2 separate regions of the Homo sapiens genome follow, and region 1 is linked to region 2. A link is a loop called in an ENCODE intact Hi-C map of the cell type or tissue named here. Cell type or tissue: heart left ventricle. All regions are shown on one strand. Links, peaks and the distances in the headings refer to the core of each region. The heading gives the core; the rest is flanking DNA. Region 1 overlaps TLK2 (tousled like kinase 2). Region 2 overlaps MRC2 (mannose receptor C-type 2).

Evidence for each region. Hi-C counts contacts between places; a loop is a spot of excess contacts. Peaks named below come from ENCODE experiments on the same cell type or tissue, not always from the same donor. Only the 100,000 strongest peaks of a DNase experiment are listed, where the experiment ranks them.
Region 1: it touches region 2 in a loop (4-fold over the local background); 2 of 110 quality-filtered maps call a loop at or near these places.

The regions. Positions count from the first base shown.
Region 1 is chr17:62,579,488-62,588,377 of GRCh38, forward strand. It overlaps TLK2 (tousled like kinase 2), which reads left to right. Exons shown (of 22, transcript NM_006852.6): 15 at 624-705; 16 at 6,648-6,739. Among named protein-coding and RNA genes, the nearest start is that of MRC2, 44 kb to the right of the region's middle. In heart left ventricle, for the core only: no CTCF peak of the experiment used is centred there; no DNase peak of the experiment used is centred there.
Region 2 is chr17:62,638,631-62,656,247 of GRCh38, forward strand. All of the region lies in intron 1 of MRC2 (mannose receptor C-type 2), which reads left to right. Among named protein-coding and RNA genes, the nearest start is that of MRC2, 20 kb to the left of the region's middle. RefSeq lists enhancers at 13,223-13,934, 13,935-14,645, 15,358-16,068. In heart left ventricle, for the core only: no CTCF peak of the experiment used is centred there; a DNase peak (open chromatin) is centred at 9,772; H3K27ac peaks cover 1,917 bases.

The sequences.
Region 1 (8,890 bases), core at 4,062-6,561, 64 kb before region 2:
ATTAATAGTGAGATTGTTTAAGATCAGGAACTAGGTAAAAATATTTTTAAATTTGTTTTTGCCAGAACTTGTCATTTCTTTATCATATTATTAAGAAAATACCCAAGGTAGAGTCTAATATGGGGAACACAGTTATATCTGTCTTAAAGAGAGAATAATGAATGCACATAGAACATGTGACTCACTTTAAAATCAAATCTGTTTTTAAGGAAATAGCAAGTGTCTTGGAATTTTACTGTATGTAGTTTTGAAATGGTGGGAACATGTGGCCCTTGAATAGTTTGGAGGAGCCAAATAGCACAATCTAAAAATCTCTAATCTACCCTCCCTCATTGTATAGCAGGGCAGAAAAAAGGAGGAGGAGCAAGAAAGGTCTAGTGTAGCTACACTGAGACCAGCACCCAAGTCCTGTGGCTCTATAGCTGGTGCTGTTCATTGTAATTACACTGCCTCTTTGAACTGTGTAACTTTATACTCAGTATTTGCCATGTTGATGTTGATTGTCAAACTACCAACAGCAGCTATAATTATATGTATAATGTGTTAGATATTCTGGGAATTTTGCAAGCGTGGAAGACTGTAGTCCATGATCTCAGGGTGTTACATGTTCCCTGTTTCCACAGATTTAAAGATCATCCAACGCTAAATGACAGATATTTGTTGTTACATCTTTTGGGTAGAGGAGGTTTCAGTGAAGTTTACAAGGTAAGTATAAGGAACTGGATACAAAGACTGGGGGTTAAATTATCGGCTCCTACCAACTTGGAGAACATTAAGAATACTGATAATTGTAGGTTGATATCCATTGGTTGAAATTCAAAAACTTTAAAAACCTGTATCTTTGGGAAAACAGCTTTCAATAAACCTAAGTGACCAAGCAGAATACAGTATTGCCATTTTCAAGTTTGAAAAATAAATAATTATAGATTTAAAAAACAAGAAGGAAATATACTGGGTCGTGGAATTATGATTTTTATTCTGGTTCTGTACTTCCTGCCTCATACATATTTGTTAGAAAAAAGTATGTGCTATCTTTCTTTCTTTTACAGAATAGATGTGTCAAACCTGTTTCCAATAAGAATAGGTTTTTTTCCATTGGAAAACCTGCTTTTTGTTTTAGAAGTGTTCTAATATCATTTACTAGCACTGGCAGTCTGAAAGAGTGTCCTGGCTTAGAGTGCTTCAGTTGGGCTAGCGAAGTACAGGCTGCTGAGCTTCCAGGTTGATTTTTACCAAATGAGGGATTCAATATGTTTTAAATATAGCTACAGATCCATAACATGTGGGTTTGATTTTTCTACGTGTTTCTGGCACCTGTCTGTAAAGTACAGAATTGTTTATTAAGTAGTCTTTGTTGCATAGCTGTCCCTTTCAGAAATACAGCTTTCACTGTTAGGATTTATGTTATGCTCATATGAATTTATATGTGATAAATCTTTTCAGTAAAATAGTTTTCATTGCAAATAAAAACGGTAAAACTATTTCTACTGTTTTCTTATTTTAATTTTTTTTAAATTGTGGTTTTATTTATTTATTTATTTTAGAGATGGGGTCTTGCTCTATTGCCCAGGCTGGAGTAAGGTAGCACAATCATAGTTCATTGCAGCCTCAAACTGCTGGGCACAAGCAAGCCTCCTGCCTCAACCTCTTGAGTAGCTGGGACTACAGGCCCAGTGCACTAATTTTTAAATTTTTTCTAGAGACGGGGTCTTGCTACATTGCCCAGGCAGGTCTCAAACTTATGGGCTCAAGCAATCCTCCTGCCTTGGCCTCCCAGGGTGCTGAGATTACAGGTGTGAGACACTGCACCCAGCTGTGATTTTATTAAGTATATGTTTCAGTGGCATTAAGTACTACAGTGTTGTGCGACTGACATCACTACATCACTGTTCATCTCCAGAACTATATTATGATTAGTGCACTACTCTACTGGTTTTGATATTCTAGTATCTTTTTTTTTTTTTTTTTGGAGACATTGTCTCACTCTGACACCCAGGCTAGAGTGCAGCAGTGCAGTCTCGGCTCACTGCAACCTCCCACTCCAGAGCTGAAGTGTACTCCCATCTCAGCCTCCCAAAGTGCTGGGATTACAGGTGTGTACCACCATACCTGGCTAATTTTTGTATTTTTTTTTATAGTGACAGGGTTTCATCATGTTGCCCAGGCTGGTCTTGAACTCTTGGGCTCAAGTGATCACACCTTGGCTTCCCAAAGTGTTGGGGTTACAGGCATGAGCCACTGCACCTGGCTTCTAGTATCTTATTTGTATTTTTTAATCTGTGTTTATAAGTAGGATTGGCCCATAGTCACCTTTTGTATGCAAGCAGCTTTGTCAAAATTTGATGTCATAATTATTCTAGCTACTTAGATAGAGTTGTGAAGTCTCTTTTTTTCCATGCTCTGGAACCCTTTTCATCACTTGGGAATTGTTGGCTCCTTGAAAGTTTGTTAGAGTTGACTCATAAAAATTCTTGGGCAGGACAGTCTCTGTGGCTCATGTCTATAATCCCAGCACTCTGGGAGCCGAGGCAGGAGGATCACTTGAGCACAGGAGTTTGAAACCAGCCTGGGCAACATAGCAAGACCATGCCTCTACAAAGAAAGAAAAGAAAAATCTCCTGGGAGATGTTGAGTTAGTGGAAAACATTTGGCTGTGTTTTCAATTTCTTCTACAACTATTGATATATTCAGATTTTCTCTCCCTTCTTAAGTCAGTTTTGGTAATTTAATTTTTCTAGGAAATCTATTTCATTTAGATTTTTTTTTCTTTTTTAATAGAGACAGGGTTTCACTGTGCTGCCTAAGCTGGTCTCAAACTCCTAGCCTGAAGTGATCTTCACCCCTCAGTCTTCCAAAGTGCTAGGATTACAGCCACCATGCTTGGCCTAGATTTTTTAAAAATATTTTCCACATCTTAGTTACTTCTCTGTTCTTGTAAAATTTTTATTTTTGTGTTTCTTGATTGATAGGCTAGAGATTAGTCAGTGTTGTTATTAATTTTTTTCCTAAGAATCAACTTTTTTGTTGATCAAAACTATTTGGTTAGTTTTCTATTTCATTAATGTCTGCTTTCATTCCTTCTTTCTGCTTTCTTCATTTTTATTTATGTTCATTCTTAAGTCAATGCTTAGTTTATTTTCTTTGTAATTTTTTATTGTAAAAAGATAGATATAAAATTTACCATCTTAACCATTTTTAAGTGTGTAGTTCAGTAAAGTACATTCACACTTTTTGTGAAATAGATCTCAAACTTTCTTTCATCTTCCAAAACTGAAACTCTGTAGCCATTAACCAACTTTCCTTTCCCCCTCCTCCTTGTCCTTGGAACCATTTTACATTCTGTTACTCTGAATTTGACTATGTTTAGATTTCTTACAGAAGTGGACTCATACTACGTCTTTTTATAATCAGCTTATTTTACTTAGCATAATGTCCTCAAGGTTCATCTGTGCTATAGCATGTGACAAGATTGCCTTCCTTTTTAAGATCACTTAATATTTTATTGTATGTACCACATTTTGTTTATCCTCCTCTGTCGATGGACACTTGGGTTGCTTCCATCTCTCGCCTACCGTGTATAGTGCTGTTGTTTTTGTTTTTGTTTTGTTTGTTTGTTTGTTTTGAGACAGAGTCTTGCTCTGTCGCCCAGGCTGGAGTGCAGTGGTGCAATCTCGGCTCACTGCAACCTCCATCTCCCCAGTTCAAGTGATTCTGCTGCCTCAGCCTCTTCCAGTAGCTAGGATTACAGGTGTGCACCACCAAGCCCAGCTATTTTTTTTGTATTTTTAGTAGAGACGGGATTTCACTGTGTTGGCCAGGCTAGTCTCGAACTCCTGACCTCAAATGATCCGCCCATCTCTGCCTCCCAAAGTGCTGGGATTATAGGCACAAGCCACCGCACCCAGCCTATAGTGCTGTTTTGAATTTGGGTGTCCAGTTATCTCTGTGAGACTCTGCTTTCAATTCTTTTGGATGTATACCTAGAAGTGTATGTAATTTTAAATCATCAAAATTGGTTCTTGGTGCCTCCCAGTTACTTTTAGTAATTTGATCATCCTATTTTTTCCTAATGTATTTCTTCAAACATTTTATTTCTTTTTCTCTTGAGACAGAGTCTCACTCTGTCGTCCAGGCTGTAGTGTAATGGTGTGATCTTGGCTCACTGCTGCAACCTCTGCCTCCCGGGTTCAAGTGATTCTCCTGGCTCAGCCTCCCGAGTAGCTGGGATTACAGGCGCCCGACCCCACACCCGGATAATTTTTGTATTTTTTGGTAGAGACGGGGTTTTACTATGTTGGCTAGGCTGGTTTCAAATTCCTGACCTCGTGATCTGCCTGCCTCGGCCTCCCAAAGTGCTGGGATTACAGGTGTGAGCCACCACGCTGAGCCCCACACATTTTATTTCTGAAATCTAAATACTTCTTACAGTGATGTGTGCATTTAATGTAGTTTTTCTTTTGCTGTTCTCCACTCTCCACAATCCTTTCTTAAGTCAGTGGTAGGTCACAGTGTCTTGGATTTAGAATAGAAGTACAGTGTAGTAGTTAGAGAAAATTATGCTTGAAATAGCATTGGTGCTCTTATAAATTGGGTGGTATTTAATGTTTTTTTCTTTTGTGGTTTTTTTTTTTTTTTTTTTTTTTTTGATACGGAATCTCGCTCTGTCGCCCAGGCTGGAGAGTGCAGTGGTGCTATCTCGGCTCACTGCAACCTCTGCCTCCCGGGTTCACGCCATTCTCCTGCCTCAGCTTCCCAAGTAGCTGGGACTACAGGTGTCCGCCACCACACCCGGCTAATTTTTTGTATATTTTTTAGTAGAGACAGGGTTTCACCATGTTAGGATGGTCTCGATCTCCCGACCTCATGATCCACCTCCCTCGGCCTCCCAAAGTGCTGAGATTACAGGTGTGAGCCATCGCGCCCGGCTTATTTAATGTTTTTAAAAATTATTTGAAATGGTTTTCTACTGTGAAGCCATAATGGTATTCATGATTGTGAATGGACTGAAGATTCTTTAAGAAAAGAAGTTCAAAAGTTTCCATTTTTGGCCGGGCATGGCCTCTACTGCCTCTAACCCAATATTTTGAGAGGCCAAGGTGGGAAGATTACTTGAGGCCAGGAGTTCAAAAACAGCCTGGCAAACACATTGAAGCCCTGTCTAGATAAAAAAATAAAAATAAAAAATGTTGCAATTTTTGTGAAATAAGATATTATGTCTGAAGTGAGTGGTTTTTATACTTTAAACATACTGGTTTTAATTTGGTATAAATGATGGAAGTTTCTCTATTTTATAAGCAGCTCTCTCTACATGCAGTGCTTATCCAGAGAAACTTAGGTTTAGATAGATCTGTAAAGTAGTGATCACCCTATTTAGGTACTGTTTTCTGCACTTGTTGCCTTCATTTATTTGTATATTTGTGGAAATTAGCAGATGGGTGATAACAGTGTTGAAACTGAAGTAGTAAGCTTTTAATCTAAACTTTACAAACTAAGAAAAACTATTCTAAAGAAGCTATGCAATAAATTCTTTTGTTTGGAGGGAAATCTTCAATTGAATTGAAAGATTACTTTATCAAATTATGATTTACACCCAGCTTCCTCAAAAATCCATGTTACCTTTTTCACTGTGCTATAGCAAGCACTACATAGCTGATGCAGGACTTGCTGGCAGTGGTGGCCATTGGGGAAAGCTGGTTCCTGCCTCTGGACAGTGCTGGAGAAGTGACTTGGGGTGACTAACTTCAGCCATTTTTGGGATTAGAAACTGCTTTTCGGCCAGGCGCAGTGGCTCACGCCTGTAATCCCAGCACTTTGGGAGGCCGAAGCGGGGCGGATCGCCTGAGGTCAGGAGACCAGCCTGACCAACATGGTGAAACCCCATCTCTACTAAAAATACAAAAATTAGCCGGGCGTGATGGTGCGTGCCTGTAATCCCAGCTACTCAGGAAGCTGAGGCAGGAGAATCACTTGAACCCGAGAGACAGAGGTTGCAGTGAGCCAAGATTGCACCGTTGCACTCCAGCCTGGGCGACAGAGCGAGACTCCGTCTCAAAAACAACAACAACAAAACCACTTTTCATTTACCCAGCATATAGAGATGGGACTAAAGGCAGGGCTGTTTTTTGTTCTTGTTTCTCTTTTTATTTTAATAAACAATATGCCAAATTACAGGGTGGTTTTGTAAACAATCATACCAAAGAAGTATATTGTGAGGGGTTATTTTCTCCAGGAGGCAGGCAGTGTGTGTCCCTGGAATTTCAAAAGTGACAGGATGTTTGAAGCTTGTAAAGTCCCAGTGTCAACTGAAGGATAAGAGACAACCTAAGGCAGACGGGTCCCAGACAGGAATAGATGGTGTCCAGAAAGAGAATGGTTGGGAAATGATTCTGAAGGCAGGGGCTATCTTTCTGTTTGTGGTGTTGGCCTGGTTTTATGTTCTAAATCCCTTGGTGCCAGTGTGTCTGGAGACTTCTAAATTATCTAATCACAAGTTTCAAGAAGGTGCTTGCAACACTGATATAAGTATGTGATGTATTTAATAATGTATTTTGGACTTTGATTATGTTATATGTTAAATTAAAGCTTCACATCAGTTACCTGTAATTTTTCTTAACATTTACCCAGTATATAATTTATTCTCTTTATAGGCATTTGATCTAACAGAGCAAAGATACGTAGCTGTGAAAATTCACCAGTTAAATAAAAACTGGAGAGATGAGAAAAAGGAGAATTACCACAAGTAAGTGATACTTGAGTGTCTGACTTTTTAAAATTAAATAATACCTGTAGTTTGAGCATTATGCTACAAGCTTTACGTGCATTGTTGTTGGTTTTGTTTTATGTAATCTTCATAACTGCCCTGAGAGAATAAATACATTCTCAGTGTTACGACGAGGAAACTGATGCTTACAGAATTGGAGTAACAGGAAGTGGCTGAGCTGGTATTTAAATCCAGACTTTCCTGAATCCAAAGCCCTAGGTACTCTTAACCTTCCCTTCCTTTGTGGCTAGAAATAGCTATAGTAAATAAAGCCTTAGAAATCATTTTTGCTGGCCGGGCACGGTGGCTCACACCTGTAATCCCAGCACTTTGGGAGGCTGAGGCAGGCAGATCACGAAGTCAGGAGATCGAGACCATCCTGGCTAACACGGTGAAACCCCGTCTCTACTAAAAATACAAAAAATTAGTTGGGCGTGGTGGCAGGCATCTGTAGTCCCAGCTACTCGGGAGGCTGAGGTAGGAGAATGGCGTGAACTCGGGAGGCAGAGCTTGCAGTGAGCCGAGATCACGTCACTGCACTCCAGCCTGGGTGATGGTGCGAGTGCGAGACTGCATCTCAAAAAAAAAAAAAATTGTTGCTTGTCTATAGAAACTAGACCCTAGGGAGCTGCTGGTGGGCTGTTTCTGCTACTTCAGTCATTTCCTTCTAGAAGAGACTGGGGGCACCTGGTGTGTCTTGGTGGCACCTGTTTGACTTGTTCAGCCTCTCTGTGCTATGTTCTCCTCCCGGTCACAGTTTGCCCATCTCAAAGTTCTTGGTCTTCAGGGTCCCACTTCTGTGCTTGCTTCTCTATAGAATAGTACTAGTGGCAGCCTTCATCTGTACTTGGGATGTGGGGTAGAGAGGGGGGGCTTCTTTAAAATGAATTGTTACAATATGCACAGCTGTGAATTGCTTTGTTCCACTGATGTCAGGTTTTGCCTATATCTCCCCAAGCTTCTGAACGTTGGAGTTCATGGCTCATTTGCTTTAGAGGCTATGCAGACTTAATTTGCTATTAGGTTCCCCACTGGGCTTAGTTTTGTTTCCTTGTTGTTGGTACAAGTATTGAATCAGACAAGTCCTGCCCTTGAAAGGAGGGGACAGGCTTTTTTGACAAAGCAAACACCTCCTTTCTATAAAGGCAGTCTTGGTTTTTTTTGGTGTTTTGTTTGTTTGTTTGTTTGTTTTATAAATAATAATTTGGAAGGGGAAAAACAGTGGTCTTTGAAGTAGCCCTTTAGTTGGCTTCTAGCCTGGTCCAAGGCAACTCTTGCTCTATACCTCTTGTTCATCAGGGACCCAGAAGTTCTTCCTGTTCCAGACAGATGGGCAGTGGTGCTCAGCACTGGAGAAGGGAAGGTTCCTGCTACATTAAGAGCAACAGGGCTTAGCAGAGGGAGAAGGGATGACCTGTGGCACCCTGCGTGTGTTTCTTAGGTGACAGGCAGCTGCAGTCCAGATGCTCCTGAGGAGCAGTTACATTATTATAAGAACATTCCAGTCACTTGATATGTAGGGATGAGTGGCACACCGTAGTGAGTGCCAGGAGCACTTCAGAGAAGGAAAGCACATGTTGTTCTGACCAGTTATAAGTGAGCAATGCCACTACTGTATTGAGACCCTAAGAATGCCTAAGGGTGTTGGACCAGTACATGCTTCTCTTTAAAAATGCCCTGTAGGGCATTTTTATACATATACAGATGTATATGTATAAAATATACGTATACATCTGTATATGTATAAAATATACGTATACATCTGTATATGTATAAAATATACGTATACATCTGTATATGTATAAAATATACGTATACATCTGTATATGTATAAAATATACGTATACATCTGTATATGTATAAAATATACGTATACATCTGTATATGTATAAAATATACGTATACATCTATACATATACATATTTTTATACATATACGTCTCCTGTGCTGAGACGTATATGTATTTTGCCTAGTCTCAGTATCCAGGTTTCTGGCTGACCTTGCAGAGAGCTCTAGTGTTGGATACCACAGCAACTGCAGGTGGGCGTTCTGCCCATCTAGCCTTTTGAAACACTGAGGAGTGGAAGCCGGGCCTTGTCCCTCCTTCAAACAGTTGGCAAGCACTCTGAG
Region 2 (17,617 bases), core at 8,661-11,160:
AGGAGAGTGAGGTAGGAGTATCGCTTGAACCTGGGAGGCAGAGGTTGCAGTGAGCCGAGGTGGTGCCATTGCACTCCAGCCTGGGTGACAGAGTGAAACCCTGTCTCAAAAAAAAAAAAAAAAAAAAGAAAGAAACAATTAGCCAGGCGTGGTGGTGGGCGCCTGTAATCCCAGCTACTTGGGAGATTGAGGCTGCTCTTGAACTCCTAACCCTGGAGGCCGAGGTTGCAGTGAGCTGAGATCGTGCCACTGCACTCCAGCCTGGGTGACAAAGCGAGACTCTGTCTCAAAAGCAAAATAAAACAAAAATAAATGTTATGAGGACACCTGGATTATAATTAGAAATTTTAATTTCAGTTTATAGTTGATCACACTTGAGGAAATTCAGATAGCAAGCTGTCACATAGAAAGTGCAAGGATTGGGCCGGGCACAGTGGCTCATGCCTGTAATCCCAGCACTTTGGGAGGCCAAGGCAGGCGGATCACCTGAGGTCAGGAGTTTTGAGACCATCCTGGCCAACATGGTGAAACCCCATCTCTACCAAAAATACAAAAAGTAGCTGGGCGTGGTGGCACACTCCTGTAATCCCAGCTACTCAGTTGGGGAGGGGGCTGAGGCAGGAGAATCACTTGAACCCAGGAGGCAGAGGTTGTGGTGAGCCGAGATTGTGCCACTGCACTCCAGCCTAGGCAACAGAGTGAGACTTTGTCTTAAATAAATAAATAAACAAACAAAGTGCAAGGATCACTGGAAATGAAGGAAATTAGCTTTCTTTAACTACTTAAACTAGCAAAAACAGAAAAGCTAGTATTGGCAGAGCTGTGAAGAAGCCAATATATCTGACTGGGGGACTGTAAATTGGTTCTGTTTTTCAGGATTCAATCTTTCGGACAATATGTAAGAAACTGGATATGTAAGAATTCCTATCCTTTGATGTCATAATTTTACTTTTGGTAATTTATAAGATATTAATCTCAAAGATAAAAAAAATGTTCTTAGAAGTGTTTTTAAGAGACTGGGTCTCACTCTGTTGCCCGGGCTGGAGTGCAGTGGCACAATCATAGTTCACTACAGCCTCAAACTCCTGGGCTTAAGCAATGCTCCCGCCTAAGCCTCCTGAGTTGTTGGGACTACAGGCTTGAGCCACAGCCTTTAGTAGCAAAACAAATTGGAAACCACATGATGGATTATTTACGTAACTTTAAGTGACAAATATATGGCTAATGATTCTTTTTTTTTGAGACAGAGTTTTGCACTTGTTGCCCAGGCTGGAGTGCAATGGCTCGATCTTGGCTCACTGCAACCTCTGCCTCCTGGGTTGAAGCAATTCTTCTGCCTCAGCCTCCCGAGTAGCTGGGATTACAGGCACCTGCCACCATGCCCAGCTTTTTTTTTTTTTTTTTTTTTTTTGTATTTTTAGTAGAGACGGGGGTTTCTTCATGTTGGTCAGGCTGGTCTCGAACTCCTGACCTCAGGTGATCTGCCTGCCTCGGCCTCCCAAAGTGCTGGGATTACAGGTGTGAGCCACCACGCCTGGCCAGCTGATTCTTACAAGGAAAGTTCTGAGGACTGTGAGACAGTCTTACAACATTTAATATGCACATACTGGAAACAAGATGCATACCTGACATTCATCTGTCCGTTTATTCATTCAGTTAACTGGTGTCTTTGTTCATTCATTCAGTTAATTGGTGTCTTTGTTTTTGTTTTCTTTCCTGAACATTGAAAACGTACCAGGCATGGTATTTGGTGCTGCCAACACCGTGGTGAGCAGGCTAGGCATGATTCCTGCTTTCCTGAGGCTTGCGTTTTGAAAGCAGTCCCTTCCCAATATAGAGTGCCACAAATAATCTCAAACGTACACTGATTTCATTTGCAGGTCCACTTTTTTGTTTTGTTTTGTTTTGAGACACTGTCTCGCTCTGTTGCACAAGCTGGAATGCAATGGTGGGATTCACTGCAGCCTCGACCTCCTGGGCTGAAGTGATCTTCCCCCCTCAGCCTCCGCAGTAGCTGAGAATACAAGCACACCACCACCACTGGCTAATATTTAATTTTTTTTTTTTTTTTTGAGACAGAGTCTCGCTCTGTCGCCCAGGCTGGAGTGCAGTGGCACGATCTCGGCTCACTGCAAGCTCTGCCTCCCAGGTTCACGCCATTCTCCTGCCTCAGCCTCCTGAGTAGCTGGGACTACAGGTGCCCGCCACCATGCCCGGCTAATTTTTTTGTTTTTTGTTTTTTGTGTTTTTTTTAGTAGAGACAGGGTTTCACTGTGTTAGCCAGGATGGTCTCGATCTCCTGACCTCATGATCCACCCGCCTCAGCCTCAGCCTCCCAAAGTGCTGAGATTACAGGCGTGAGCCACTGTGCCCGGCCTAATTTTTTTTTTTTTAAATAGAAACAAGGTCTTGCTATGTTGCCCAGGCTGGTCTCAAATTCCTGGCCTCAAGTGATCTACCTCAGCCTCTCAAAGTGCTGGAGTTACAGGCATAAGTCACTGTGCCTGGCCTGTAGGTGCAATTTTTAAGTTCATTAAGAGAAAAATCGGCTGGGTGCGATGGCTCATGCCCGTAATCCCAGCACTTTGGGAGGCCGAGGTGGGTGGATCCGGAAGGTGGAGGTTGCAGTGAGCTGAGATGGCGCCATTGCACTCCAGCCTGGCCAACAGACCGAGACTGTCTCAGAAAAAAAAAAAAAAAAAGAGAAGAAAAGAAAAGAAAGATGGAGGCAATCGACTGCTCTAAAACCTTAGACCTAGAAACAGGAACCTGTCTGACAGTGGGGAGAACGACTCCCAGACAAACTAGCCTGGCTGAATAGGAAGGACTCAACGGGAAGCAGCTTTGCAGTCATCTTGGTCCCCAAGGAAAGGGGATTCTGGTATTACCCCATAAAAATTTAACCTCATTCCTGAAGGATCTAAGTATGTAAGGGCATTGATGGTTTGCAAAGAGCTTGGAAGCACTGTTTATAGTAGCAAAAACAAAAATGTACTTGGAAAGAGATATGGATAAATTATAGAATAGACACAATGAAATGTAACACAGAGGTGGACGAATGGACTCCAGCTATTTGCAACAACATGGGTGAATATTAGAGACTTAATGTTGAATGGGGGAAAAGATCCCAGAGGACTGCATATGGTACAATACTCTTTCTCAAACCACTGGAAAAACTGAAAAAATAATACAGTGGGCACCCATATACTCTTCACCTAGAAGCACCAGTTGTTAACATTTTGCCACATTTGCTTATCTCACTCTCTGTGTGTGTGTGTGTGTGTGTGTGGTGGGTCTGTTTGGTGAAACTTTGAAAGTTAGTTATAGACATGACATTTCACACCTAAATACTTCAACATGTAACAACTAAAAACAAAGACATGCTACTATGTAACCATAATATCTAATCACACCCAAGAAATAGAGCGGATGCAATTTTTTTTCTCATATGCAGTCCGTGTTAGGATTTCTCCATTTGTCCCAATAATGTCCTTTATAGCTGTTTTAAAATTCAGAATTCAATTAGGTGTCATGTCTCTTTAATCTCCTTTAATCTAGAATAGTTGCTTGGCCTTGTTGTCTTTTATCGGCATTGCATTTTTGAGGATCCCAGGCCAGTTGTTTTGTAAAACGTCCCACAGTCTAAATTTGTCTGATTGTTTACTCGTTCCTGGATTCATATTAAACGTTTTTGGAAAGGGAACTCATGGGTGATGTTGTGTCCTTCCATTCTGTCACACCAATGTCAATTTGTTCCCTTACGCTAACTTTGACCATTTGTTTCAGCTGGTGTCTACCAGATCTCTCCACTAAAAAGGTCCCTTTTCCCTTTTTCTGAGATGAAGTCTCACTGTCACCCAGGCTGGAGTGCAGCAGCACGATCTCAGCTCACTGCAACCTCCACCTCCCAGGTTCAAGCAATTATTCTGCCTCATCCTCCCAAGTAGCTGGGATTACAGGTGCCTGACACCATGCCCGGCTAATTTTTGTATTTTTAGTAGAGATGGAGTTTCACCATGTTGGCCAGGCTGGTTGTGAACCCCTGAGCTCAAGTGATCCATGTGCCTCAGCCTCCCAAAGTGCTGAGATTACATGTGTGAACCACCATGGCTGGCCTCCCCTTTGTATTTAGTAGATAACCTAAGGAATTTGAACCATAGTCTTAAAAAAGCAAAGTTGTTCATAGTAGCATTATTCATAATAGCCAAAAACTAAAAACTAGTGCCAAACTGAAAACCACCCAAATGCCCATCAGCGATAGAATGGATGAATTGTGGCAGCTTCACAAAATTGAATATTAGACAGTGATGAGAATGAACAAGCTCCAGTTGCATGCCACAGCATGGATGGAGTTCACAAACTGAGCCAGACGCTACTTCATACCATATGACCCAATGTATAGAAAACACCAAAATAGCCAGGCGCGGTTGCTCTCGCCTGTAATCCCAGCACTTTGGGAGTCCAAGGCAGGTGGATCACCTGAGGTCAGGAGTTCGAGACCAGCCTGGCCAGCATGATGAAACCCTGTCTCTACTAAAAATACAAAAATTAGCTGGGCATGGCGGCAGGTGCCTGTAATCTCAGCTACTCAGGAAGCTGAGGCAAGAGAATCACTTGAAACCGGGAGGTGGAGGTTGCAGTGAGCTGAGATTACACCACTGCACTCCAGCCTGGGTGACAAAGAGTGAAACTCCGTCAAAAAAAAAAAAAAAAAAAAGAAAAAGAAAAGAAAAAAGAAAATACCAAAATAAAAGACACAACTCATCTGTGCTGTTTGCAGTCAGGAGAGTGGTTACCTTTAGTGCGGGAGAAGGGTACTCAGCAACCAGGGAGGGTTTCAAATAAAATTTAGAAAGAACAACAAACAGGGAAGGGATCTGTAACAAACATGGCAACTAGCTCATATAAAACTATGAGAAAAACGCAGGAACCTGCAATAGTTTTAAGGCAACAAAGATCAAAATAGATAAGACTATAAAAGATCTGAACGGAGTTCACCAAGAGGAAATGCCAGTGGCTAATAAGCCAATGGAAAATGTTTAAAATCACTAGCAAAACAATTTCACCTCTCGCAACAGTGCCAGGAAAGATTGATATAATAATATGTTCAACGTAACATTATAATTAGGAAATTCTATTTATAAGTTAAAGTAATAGCTAGGAAATGATGAAATGAAACGTGATATTATATCATGGAATAATATACAGCCATTAAGATGATTTTTACGAATATTTTTAAGGACACAGAAAAATCCCTTTGCTGAAATGTTAAGTGAAAAAAGATCCAAAAATGTTTGCGTGTGGATATGTGCATGTATATTTATGTATATATATGTGTATTACATGTGTGTGTATATATATGAATAGAAATATTTTGGATGTCTAGATAAAATTGGTAGAAAAACCACAGTAAAACTAAAAGACTGTACTATGCTATCTACTACATAATATATTATTTAACAGGGGTGATTGTAGATGAAATTTTTCTGTTTTAAACATGTCTGGAGGCTGGGTGTGGTGACTCCTGTCTGTAATCCCAGCACTTTGGGAGGCTGAGGTAAGTGGATCACTTGAGGTCGGGAGTTTGAGACCAGCCTGACTGACGTGGTGAAACCCTGTCTCTACTAAAAATACAAAAATTAGCAAGGTGTGGTGATGGGCACCTGTAATCTCAGCTACTCGAGAGGCTGAGGCAGGAGAATTGCTTGAACCCAGAAGATGGAGGTTGCAGTGGGCCGAGATCACACCACTGCACTCCACCCTGGGCAAAAGAGAAAGACTCCGTCTGGAAAAATAAAAAAACATGTCTGGAGGCGGGATGCCGTGGCTCACGCCTGTAATCTCAGCACTTTGGGAGGCCAGGAGTTGAAGACCACCTTAGGCAACATAGCAAGACCCCATCTTTACAAAAAATAAAAATAAGAAATAAACATGTTCGTATCTTGGGCCATGGAGTGGCAGCGGGCATCTTTTGCTTGTGATCAGTCAGTCACGTGACCCCAGCAGCATTTGTGTCCTGTTCCCAGTACCGTCCTGTAATTGGTCAGAGGATGAGCATGTGACTCCTCACTGCCAGTCAGAGCCTCCCTGGAAGGTGGTGTTTTTCAGCACAGCCCGCAGATCCTCATTTGGGACTTACGTGAGGGCATAGGATTCCTCCACGCTGGTGGTCGAGGGTCAGCCTCCGAGATTCTGCGGGAGAGACTCTCAAGGGTCACCAGCTGGAGCTGGTTCTGTGTCTGCAGGGAACCACCTGGTGCTCTCTCCATTAATAGCCCCCTACCGCGAGTTTTCTCTTCTTTATCTTTGTGACTTAGCCCAGTGTTCACAGAAGGGGAGGGGTGGAGGGTTCAAACGCTGTCATACACGTTTGCTTTTCGAAAAACAACAGGACACAAAATTTTATAAACATGAAATGACAGTACCTGGTACGTGACTCGAATGCAACTCAGAAGGGTGCCAGTAAGTTAGGGAATTGGCCTTTGGAAGGCTTCCTTCTTTTTAAAAACTATAATGTTTCCATATAATGTTTGTGTAACAAATGAGAAATGGGAGACCCCATTATCATTTACTAACGGTAAATTTACATAAAGTAAGCCAGGGTCAGCATCAGATAATTCCGTATAGCCCATATTTTAAACCTTCACATTCCTCCATTTCACAGATAAAGAAATTGAGCCTGAGAGGCTAAGAGACAGGATCACAGGAGCAAGGAATGTGATCCAGGTCTGGTTCCTTTGCATGGTCCTCTAGAAACATTATATACATTCATCTCAAAAATATATATATATGTGATATATATACACACGTATATAATATACATATTGTGTGTGTATATATACACATAATATGTGTGTGTGTATATATTATATATATATATATATATATATATATATATTTTTTTTTTTTTTTTTTTTTTTTGAGATGGAGTCTTGCTCTGTTGCCCAGGCTGGAGTACAGTGGCATGATCTTGGCTCACTGCAGCCTCAATCTTCTGGGCTCAAGCAATCCTCCCATCTCAGACTCCTGAGTAAGCAGGACCACAGGTGTGCACCACCAACTGCAGCTAATTTTTTTTTCTGTATTTTATGTAGAGATGGGTTTTTGCCATGTTGCCCAGGCTGGTCTCAAACTCCTGAGCTCAAGCAATCCACCTGCCTCAGCTTCCCAAAGTGCTGGGATTACAGGTGTGAGCCACCGCACCTGGCTTTCCCTGTAAAAAACTTTATAGAGATGTTTTCATGTTGTTTCATAATGTTCTTCTTTCATTCAGGAATATGTCATCAATGTATTTCTGCCCAACACTTCTACTGGCTACATAGGGTTCTGTTGTGTGAGTGGACCATAACTTATCCCCTATTGGACATTTAGGTCATTTCTCTGTCCTTTTCTATTTTTTTTTTTTTTTTTTTGAGACGGAGTCTTGCTCTGTTGCCCAGGCTGGAGTGCAGTGGTGCGATCTCGGCTCACTGCAAGCTCTGCCTCCCAGGTTCACACCATTCTCCTGCCTCAGCCTCCCAAGTAGCTGGGACTACAGGCGCCTGCCACCATGCCCAGCTAATTTTTTGTATTTTTAGTAGAGACGGGGTTTCACCGTGTTGGCCAGGATTGTCTTGATCTCCTGACCTCGTGATCCACCTGCCTCAGCCTCCCAAAGTGCTGGGATTACAGGCGTGAGCCACCGCGCCCGGCCCCCTCTCTCTCTTTTTTTAAGAGACAGGGTCTCATTATGTTGCCCAGGCTGGTCTTGAACTCCTGGGCTCAAGCTATCCTCCTGCCTCAGCCCCAAAGTGCTGTGTTTATAGGTGTGATGCCACCATGCTGGGCAGGTCATTTCTCATTGTCACTGATAGAAGTGTCACTGTGTACATCGTAGCACACCAGACTCCTTGCTCAGACCTGAAGTCGGATGTGGATCCCAGTCAGGGTGAAAAGGTGCTTGACCTACGTCAACTTCATGCCTCTGAAGGCACCCACTTCTTTGCTGTCAGCAGTGTCTGCTCCTTGGCACCAGGATTGGATGGTTGGTCTCATCCATCTGGAGCCTCTCGCAGAAGGATCTTCTTTGGTTTACTTGTTTGCTCACCCTCTCCAAATGTGCTGGGTTTAGTGTCAAACTCTGCATATATGAGTTCAAGTCCCGCAGGGTTAAGTTTGAAACAAAGGACAGATGCACACCATATATTCCCTATCTCTTTTTAATTACCAAATACATTAATTGTAGCAAATACAAAGAGAAGAAAATAAAAATCAACAGCTATCTCATAAGTCAGTCATAACCACTGTTAACACCTGGGTATGTACAGTTGTTCTGGAACCCTGATGTACCCCAGAATTGCTTGGGACTCTTGTTTACAATCTAGATATTCCATCACTCCGAGATTCTAATTCAGTAGAACTGCTCTAGGGCCCACACACCGGCATTGCAAATAAGCTCCCCAGGCGATTTGGACACCCAACTTTAAGAACAAGAATGCAAAAGCGTCTTTCTAGACATTACTTGATTTAAAAGAAAATAAAAATGAAGTTATACTATATATTCATTTTTTCTTTTTCTTTTTTTTTTTTTTTGAGACAGAGTCTTGCTCTATCGCCCATGCTGGAGTACAGTGGCATGATCTTGGCTCACTGCAACCTCCGCCTCCTGGGTTCAAGTGATTCTCCTGCCTCAGCCTCCTGAGTAGCTGGGATTACAGGTGCATGCCACCATGCCTGGCTAATTTTTTGTAATTTTAGTTGAGAAGGGGTTTCACTATGTTGGTCAGGCTGGTCTCGAACTCCTGACCTCAGGTGATCCACCCGCCTCGGCCTCCTGAAGTGCTGAGATTACAAGTGTGAGCTGCCGCGCCCTGCCATTTTTGCTTTAAAAAAAAAATCAGCAATAGAATGTGAACTTCTGTGTCTAAATACCCTTTATACATTTCTGTTGTGTGCATAGTATTCCATTAGACGAATATATTTCCATTTACTTAGTCAACACTATATTGTTGGACATTAGTTGCTCCCCCATCATTGCTATTGTAAATAATGCTGTGTGGCTAAATCTTTGTATACATTCTTAGTTCTTTCCTTAAGTTAAATTCCTAGGAAATGAATTCTGGGGTGAAAGTTTTCATTCTTTTGAAGGTTTTTGATAGATGCTGCCAATTTTTCCAGCAAAAAGGTTGCCCCACTGGGGCTGCTACTCCCATGAGCTCCCTTTGTGAGGAGCCGTGAGGTGAGATCTTCCCATCCATGATCTCAGCCATCCCTGCCAACTACCCAGCGGGCAGCACGAGGTACCTGCTCAGTGGTACCTGCTAAGTGCTCAGTAATTGGTCTACGCAGTGGACAGGAGGAGTGTTTTCTTCACTGACCAGAGGAGGACACTGAGAGTGGAGGGGTCAAGTGACTCGCTCAGGAACTGGGACTCAAAGCCAGCTTTGAATCTAGAGCCTGAGTTCTCTTCACCACCCCATCAATTTTTAATTGATATTAGAGAGGGAAGAACAGGCCGGGCATAGTGGCTCACGCCTGCTATCCCAGCACTTTGAGAGGCCCAGGCGGGCGGATCACTTGAGGTCAGGAGTTCGAGACCAGCCTGGCCAACATGGCGAAACCCCATCTCTACTAAAAATACAAAAATAAGCTGGGTGTGATGGCACACGCCTGTAATCCCAGCTACTCAGGAGGCTGAGACAGGAGAATCACTTGAACCCGGGAGGCGGAGGTTGCGTGACTGCGCAAGGGTCCTGGTGAGGGTCCCAGGTCAACTCCTCCCGTCCCAGTGTCTGCCAGGCCAAGGGGTGTGGGCGCTGCCCCACCTCTTTCCACACTTTCCCTTCCAGCTGCGTTGTGAGTGACCTCATTTTCCCTTTACAGCTGCCCTTGGAGTTTATTTCTGCAGAACCGGAATGTGGCTGAAAGAGTGCACACCCTATCTGCCCTGCCCTAGCCCTTCCAGAGAGCCCCCTACTTTTCCCTGACACACCCTCCTCTTCTCCTTGCATCTCCCTCCTGGGAGACCTGAGGAGGGGTCCAGAGTTCAAAGACAGAAACATATGGTGGTGGCAAGGGACTGGGCACCCATGGGAATTGGGGTCGGGGGAGGACTTTGCATCTGGACCGTGGGTTTATTTTTCTTTTAATTCTTCTGAAGAGCAGCTTAAACACTGGAGTCCTTGGCCGTATTTCCTCTTATCGTTTCTTCTTATCCAGATTGCAGTGTCTGCTAAGCCTGGTTCCCAGGCTCTCCGCTGTGAAACACAAACAGATTCTTGAGCTCGCTGCCCAAAACTGGGCAGAGGTTCTTGCTTAAATATCAAAAGCAGTAATGGCCTTCCATTACTCTGTGCTCCCCAGGTACAGAGGGACAGGAAGCCTTCTCTCCCTTTGTCCTCCCAGAAACCCAGGAGACAGGTCTTATTCGTGTCCTTCCCAAATCGAGGCTTGCGGAAGTGAGGCAGCCAATCCCAGGGCCCAAGGGCCCAAGCAGAGGTGCGAACCTGGGTAGGTCCACATTCTAGAGCTGCCCTCCCAAGCCCTCCACCATGGTGCCTCCTGGAGGTGGGGGCAGGCCCGGCTGATCTGTCGTCACAGAAGTTGGCAGGTGCTCAATCTTTGGCTAGAATTTTAAAGGGAGATCTTGAAGGTTCCCAAGCAAGAAGGATTCTAAATTCACTTGACTTTAAAGAGTGCCATTTGGGCGCAGTGGCTCATGCCTGTAATCCCAGCACTTTGGGAGGCTGAGGCAGATGGATCACTTGAGGTCGGGAGTTCAAGACCAACCTGGCCAACATGGCGAAACCCCGTCTCTACTAAAAATACAAAAATTAGCGAGGCATGGTGGTGGGCGCCTGTAATCCCAGCTACCTGGGTGGCTGAGGCAGGAGAATCCCTTGAACCCAGGAGGTGAAGGCTGCAGTGAGCCAAGATTTCATCACTGCACTCCAGCCTGCGTGACAGAGAGAGACTCTGTCTCAAAAAGAGTGCCGTGCCTTGCTTTTAGAACCAAACAAGTGATCTTTGAATGTTGCCATGTCAGGAGGGCAGGGAATTGCCAATGTGTGGAGCAACAGCTCATTAGGAAACGTGCCTTGATTTCTCAGTCATATTGTGCTGTGCTTCAAATGTGTCTCATGTCTCCTATGCAGCGTGTCACAGTGTCATTTGACATCAATCATGTTGGCAGGGCAGCAGACCCCCCCCGCCCCACCGATACATACATTTTTTGTTTTGTTTTATTTTGAAATAGATACAGCCTTCTTGTCATTCTTTTTTTTTTTTAATTTTTTTTAAAATTTTTTTGAGACAAGAGTGTCGCTCTATTGCTGAGGTTGGAGTGGCACTATCTCGGCTCACTGCAACCTCCGCCTCCAGGGTTCAAGTGATTCTCCTGCCTCAGCCTCCTGAGTAGCTGGGACTACAGGCACCCGCCACCACACCCGGCTAAGTTTTGTATTTTTAGTAGAGACGGTGTCTCACCATGTTGGCCAGGCTGGCCTCGAACTCTTGGCCTCAAGTGATCTGCCTGCCTCTGCCTCCCAAAATGCTGGGATCACAGGCATGAGCCACCATGCTTGGCCGTCATTCTTAATAGACACCAGGATACTGAAAAATGCTTTGCCACTCAGAAAAACAAGGGTACAAGCATGATACTATATGGCCACTCTCATTCCACTTCAGTGTGTGTGTATGGTGGGGGCACAAAAGGGATGGGTGGAGACTGTGGCAAACCGGTGAGCCCACACCCCTCCCAGGTGGGCAGCTGCACCAGCTCTTGTGGCTGGCACCCTGCAGGCATGCTGCCTCGACTGGAAATCTACATTTTTATGTGTAATCTCTCTCACACATCCTGAAGCCAAACACAACTTGCCTGTGGGCTATCATCTAAAATTCGGAGGCTAGCTGGAGTCCGCTCTGGAATAAGTCTGCCTGGCCATCCTTCCCAGCTCTTCCCCTTATTAACTGTGTTATCAAGATGTTAATCTCTCAGTTATTTAATACCTCAGTTTCCTCATCTGTCAAGTGCAGATCAGAATTTTGCCTACATCTGAGGGTTGTTATAAGGATTAATGAAAAGCCTTGGAACCCACTGTCTGGTGCCTGGACGCGCATGGTTAATGCCTGGCATTCTTTGTGTCTCTTTTTACAAGCGCAGGGTGACCACAGGTCCCAGTTTGCCGGGGGCAGGCCTGGTTCATGCTTGTGGTGCTGGTGTAATGATCACTAACTTGCCATTTCATTGTCGGTATTGACGTAAATGATATGATTTGCCTAGAGAAGCAAATACTGGCACAGTGCTGTTTAGGACTCTGATGAGGTTTAGACCTAATAGAAAGGCCATGGTCCAGGTTCCTTGAACATCCCTGGACAAGTCACTTAACCTTTCTGTGTTCAGTTTCCCGTTCTAAACGATTGGCAAGATGAATTCTAAGATCCCTCCATTCACAGTCATTCTGTCATTTGACAAACATCTTTTTTTTTTTTTTTTTAAACGCAGTCTCGCTCTGTCGCCAGGCTGGAGTGCAGTAGTGCGATCTCGGCTCACTGCAACCTCCGCCTCCTGGGTTCAAGCAATTCTTCTGCCTCAGCCTCCCAAGTAGCTGGGACTACAGGCGAACGCCACCACGCCCAGCAAATTTTTGTACTTTTAGTAGAGACAGGGTTTCACCATGTTGGCCAGAATGGTCTCTATCTCTTGACCTCGTGATCCACCCACCTCGGCCTCCCAGAGTGCTGGGATTACAGGCGTGAGCCACTGCGCCCGGCCGACAAACATCTTTCACAAGCTCAGACTCATGCCAGGCAAAGGTCCAGGGCATGGAGAAGCCAGGGGCAGAGCCTGGGTCCTCAGTGGGCACTTGGCCAGTGAAAACCTCCAGTGCAGGTTGTTGGGAATCTCTACCTTTTTTGTCAAGTGTTACTTGAAAGACCATTACCAAGAAATTGAATTGAAAGTTAATTTTTTTCTCCTTCTTTACGGAGACGAGTTTCACTCTGTCCCCCAGGCTAGAGTGCAGTGGTGCGATCTGGGCTCACTGTAACCTCCTCCTCCCGGGTTCAAGCAATTCTCCTGCCTCAGTCTCCTCAGGCATACACCACCACATCTGCCACCATACCCAGCTAATTTTTGTATTTTTATTAGAGATGGAGTTTCACCATGTTGGCCAGGCTGGTCTCAAACTCCTGGCCTTAAGTGATCCACCTGCCTCGGCCTCCCAAAATGCTGGAATTAAAGGCGTGAGCCACCGCGCCCTGCCTGACTGTTAATATTTTAAACCTCAGTTTCTCAGGAACTAATCATTCTGGTTGAATACATTTTGCTACACATTTCTTTTGTTTGTGGGGGGGTATCTAAGTTGTTTTTTTCTTTTAAGTCAGAAAACATAAATTTTCACTATGGAAAATTGTAAATTACAGAAAGGCCCAAAGATTTTCTTCATTTCTGCTGACTCTTCAATGAACCAGAGGGGCACGTGTAATATTTCCGCTTTCGGTTACTCCCCACCCCACACACCTTGTAGACACTTTGTCAAAACTACATTTTAAAAAAATGCTTTCCCCCAAATTCGTATGGATGTCTCCTAATAAAGTCACGCAGTCACTCACTGGTTCGTCCTCAATCAACCAGGCGTGGAGTCCTAACCTGTCCATGATTTTAAGAAAGGGCAGGCGCACAACACCCCCGCACGGAGAAATGAACAGGTGTGGCTCGGCAGAGGCCTTCCGCACCTGCGTTATGGAGTGGTGGCCGCTGTCGGCGATGGGGTCCCCGCGAGGGCACAAGTGATCGCGTGGCCACGGCGAGGCTCTGCCTCCGCCCCCGCGCTCCGGGTCCCATTCCCGAATTCTGCCCTCAGCGGCCTGGTCAATGAGGTTGGATCGTTGGCCCAGAAAGCCACTTCCTGCCGCGACTGGAGCCAGCCGTCGTTGTGAAAATTCCCCCCACGGGGAAGGAAGTGGCTCTTGGGCTGTTTATTTTGGCTGCGGGCTAGCAGACGGCGCCAGGGGCAGCGGCCACGCAGACCGGGCATTTGTCTAGCTGGGCGGGAGGCGGCGGAGCGGGAAGTGCCACAGATTGAGGGGCGCACGGCGGTGGAGGGAGGGGCGCCCAGTGGAGAGGGGGCTCACGGTGACAGAGGAAGTGGCGCCGCTTGGGGGGGTGCACGATGGCAGGGGGAGGGGTGCTCGGTGGAGGGAGGGGCACACGGTGGCGGGGGGAGGGGCGTGCCGCAGATTGAGGGCGAACGGTGGCTTGGGGAGGGGCGCTCCTTGGAGTTGGGGGCGCACGATGGCGGGGGCAGGGGTGCCCCTTGGGAGCAGAAGCAGAGAAGACTCGGAACTCCAAGAGCAGGTGGATCTGGGAGCCCCAGATCCTGGGCACTGGGTTGGGGGAGAAAGGGGTCAAGGTGTGCCCGCCCCCGGGATGCTCGGACTCTGGGGATCCAGGCCTGGTGACCCCCGGTGAGGAAGAGCCAGTGGGAGGAAAGGGCCGGGCGCTGCCCGGAGCAGAGGCTGGAGGCGAGAGCGATTGCTGCTTGCTGTAGCGCGGCCGCTCTCCAGTTCCTCCGGCAAGGGGGGCCTGGGGGAGGACTGGCCGAAAATACTGTGATGCTTTGGTCTAAGACAAAAGCCAGCAGGGGATGAGATCAAACACCATGACACTGCGAAGGGGAAGGCCAGCGCGGGTGAGGATTTGCCTTCCCAGAGAACCCCAGGGGCGGGGCTAGCTTCCACTCAGCCCGCATTACCCCCACCCCCGCCCCCACCCCCGGGGCGGGGTCTGGAGGATCAGCAAAACCGCGGGAAAGGTGACAGTCGCCTTCCCCACCACCGCCTGCATTTAGTAGGTGGAGGGACAGTCCCACCTCTCCACCCATTCCCTGCCAGAGTGTGATTTAATGTCTTCCTAGAACACAGGATATCACAGTCTGCAGCACAGAGATTTGAAGTGGGGAGAAAAGCATCTCTGGAAATGACTGGTGGGGGAAGCCCGCCACTGCTCTACAAAGGGTGGCCTGTGACAGCAACAGCGCAACACTGGGACTGTGTGTGTAGGTTTTAGGCACAAGCACTTTAAGCTGTGGGAGGAAAGCAGTTTGGCCTGGCTGGGATGGAGGGGCTGTTGGGGAGGAGGGAGGAGGGTGTGAAAAGGGGAAGGTGGCCGGTAGAGGGAAACCCACCATGGTTCAGGATGTCGGTGGGGATGTTGCACAGTTGGGCGGGGTATTGGGCTTCGATATCATGTAACCCCCGTCCTCCATGGAAGCAATGCCCCCCTCGTCCAGCCCAGGATCTAATGTGCATGCATGTACGTGGACACAGTCTCTAGCCAGGGGTGGTGCAGGGTGGGGTGCTGGGTCCCCAGGGTTGGCCTCTTAGCAGGGTGGGGCTGGCAGCTTCTGCTGACTCAAGGACATTTCCAGGCCTGGCCTGGAGGTTAAGCAGCTCATTGAAAACAGCTGCTCCTCTTGGCTGGCGGCCCTTTCAGGCGGCCTCTGGCTCTCCCTGGGATGACCCCTCGCCTCTGCGTGGCCTGGGGAGGGGCAGTGAAGGGAGAGAGGCTCAGAGGCTGGAGGCCACCCTGCCATGCCCTCAGGGATGGAACTGAGTCCCCTCCAGGGCTGGCCAGCTGTCCTCCAGCCCCCAGCTTTCCAGGAGCTAAGCCAGGTGGTCGCTGGGCCCTGCGTTCCTGCCTGCAGCCTTTGCTCCTGCGGTTGGGCAGCTTGGACCGCCTTCCTTGTCCTTGGAATGCCTTCCTTGTCCTTGTCTCTGCTTGTGCCTTTCAGGGTTTTATGTGACATGCCTCTCATTCAACACATATTTGTTGAGAGTCCGCTGCATGCCAGGCACCATGCTAGAATTAACTTCTCATCTGCCTCCTTCATCTGTGATGTCTTGTGGAGAGCAGCCGTCTTATCTGAGGTCAGACCTCTGGCTGCCTCTGTGGATGGGCTGAGTCCGGGGAAACTGCAGCAACAGCTGAGGGTTTTGCTCCAGAGACACAAACTGTTGTCAAGCCTTTGCACTCAGCCTCGCGACTTCACCAAAGCATTGTGTGCCTTGAAGCAGACAGGACGGGAGAGGAGGCCTCAGTGACCATCAAGGAGGAAGGAGATGGGTTACTCAATGTAGGGCAAATTGCTTTAAAACCCAGTTGCCCATGAGCACAGGCATGTTTCCCAGGTGATGACCTGGATGTCTGAGAAACAAGAAGTGTGGACTACATCAGAAATATTCCTATCAAACTAGACACGGTGGCTCACACCTAGAAATCCTGCACTTTGGAAGGCCAAGGTAGGAGGATCAGGAGGTTGGGGCCAGGAGTTCAAGATCAGCTTGGGCAACAAAGCAAGACTCCGTCTCTACAAAAAGTAAAAACAATTAGCTGGGGCTGCGTGCGGTGGCTCACACCTGTAATCCCAGCACTTTGGGAGGCCGAGGCAGGCGGATCACGAGGTCAGGAGATCGAGACCATCCTGGCTAATGCGGTGAAACCCTGTCTCTACTATAAATACAAAAAAATTAGCCGGGCGTGGTGGCGGGCGCCTGTAGTCCCAGCTACTCGGGAGGCTGAGGCAGGAGAATGGCATGAACCCCAGGGGTGGAGCCTGCAGTGAGTGGAGATCGCTCCACTGCACTCCAGGCTGGGCAACAGAGCAGACTCCGTCTCAAACACAAACACTTTGGGAGGCCAAGGTGGGTAGATCACGAGGTCAGGAGATTGAGACCATCCTGGCTAACATGGTGAAACCCCGTTTCTACTAAAAATACAAAAAAATTAGCCGGGCATGGTGGCGGGCGCCTGTAGTCCCAGCTACTCGGGAGGCTGAGGCAGGAGAATGGTGTGAACCCTGGAGGAGGAGCTTGCAGTGAGCCGAGATCGCGCCACTGCACTCCAGCCTGGGCAACAGAGCGAGACTCCATCTCAAAACAAACAAACAAACAAACAACAATTAGCTGGGCATGGTGGGGTGCATGCCTATAGTCCCAGTTATTCTGGGGGCTTAGGTGGGAGGATCACTTGAGCCCAGGAATTCAAGGCTGCAGTGAGCTATGATCATGCCACTGCACTCCAGCCTGGACAACAGAACGAAACTCTGTCTCTTTAAAAAAAAAAAAAAAAAGAAAAAGAAAAGAAAAAAAGAAAGAAAGAAATATTTCTATCACACTTCATTTATCTGGAAAGTTCATTTCTATCTATCACCTTCACCCCCAACCGTGCAGACTTAAACTTTTCCATGGATTGCTTCATGAGTTCAGCCTCTCCAGCTTCATTATAAACGCATGAGGGCAGAGGCTGTATCTTCTTTTGATTCCTAGGCTGGAATGCAGTGGCGTGATTATAGCTCACTACTGCCTCAGACTCCTCGGCTCAGTTATTCCTCCTGCCTCAGACTCCCGAGTAGCTGGGACCACAGGCACATGCCACCACACCTGGCTAATTTTTTTTTGAGATGGAACATCACTCTGTTGCCAGGTTGGAGTACAGTGGTGCAATCTCAGCTCACTGCAACCTCCGCCTCCTGGGTTCAAGCGATTCTCCTACCTCAGCCTCCTGAGTAGTTGGGATTACAGGTGTGCGCCACCATGCCCCGCTAATTTTTGTACTTTTAGTAGAGATGGAGTTTCACCA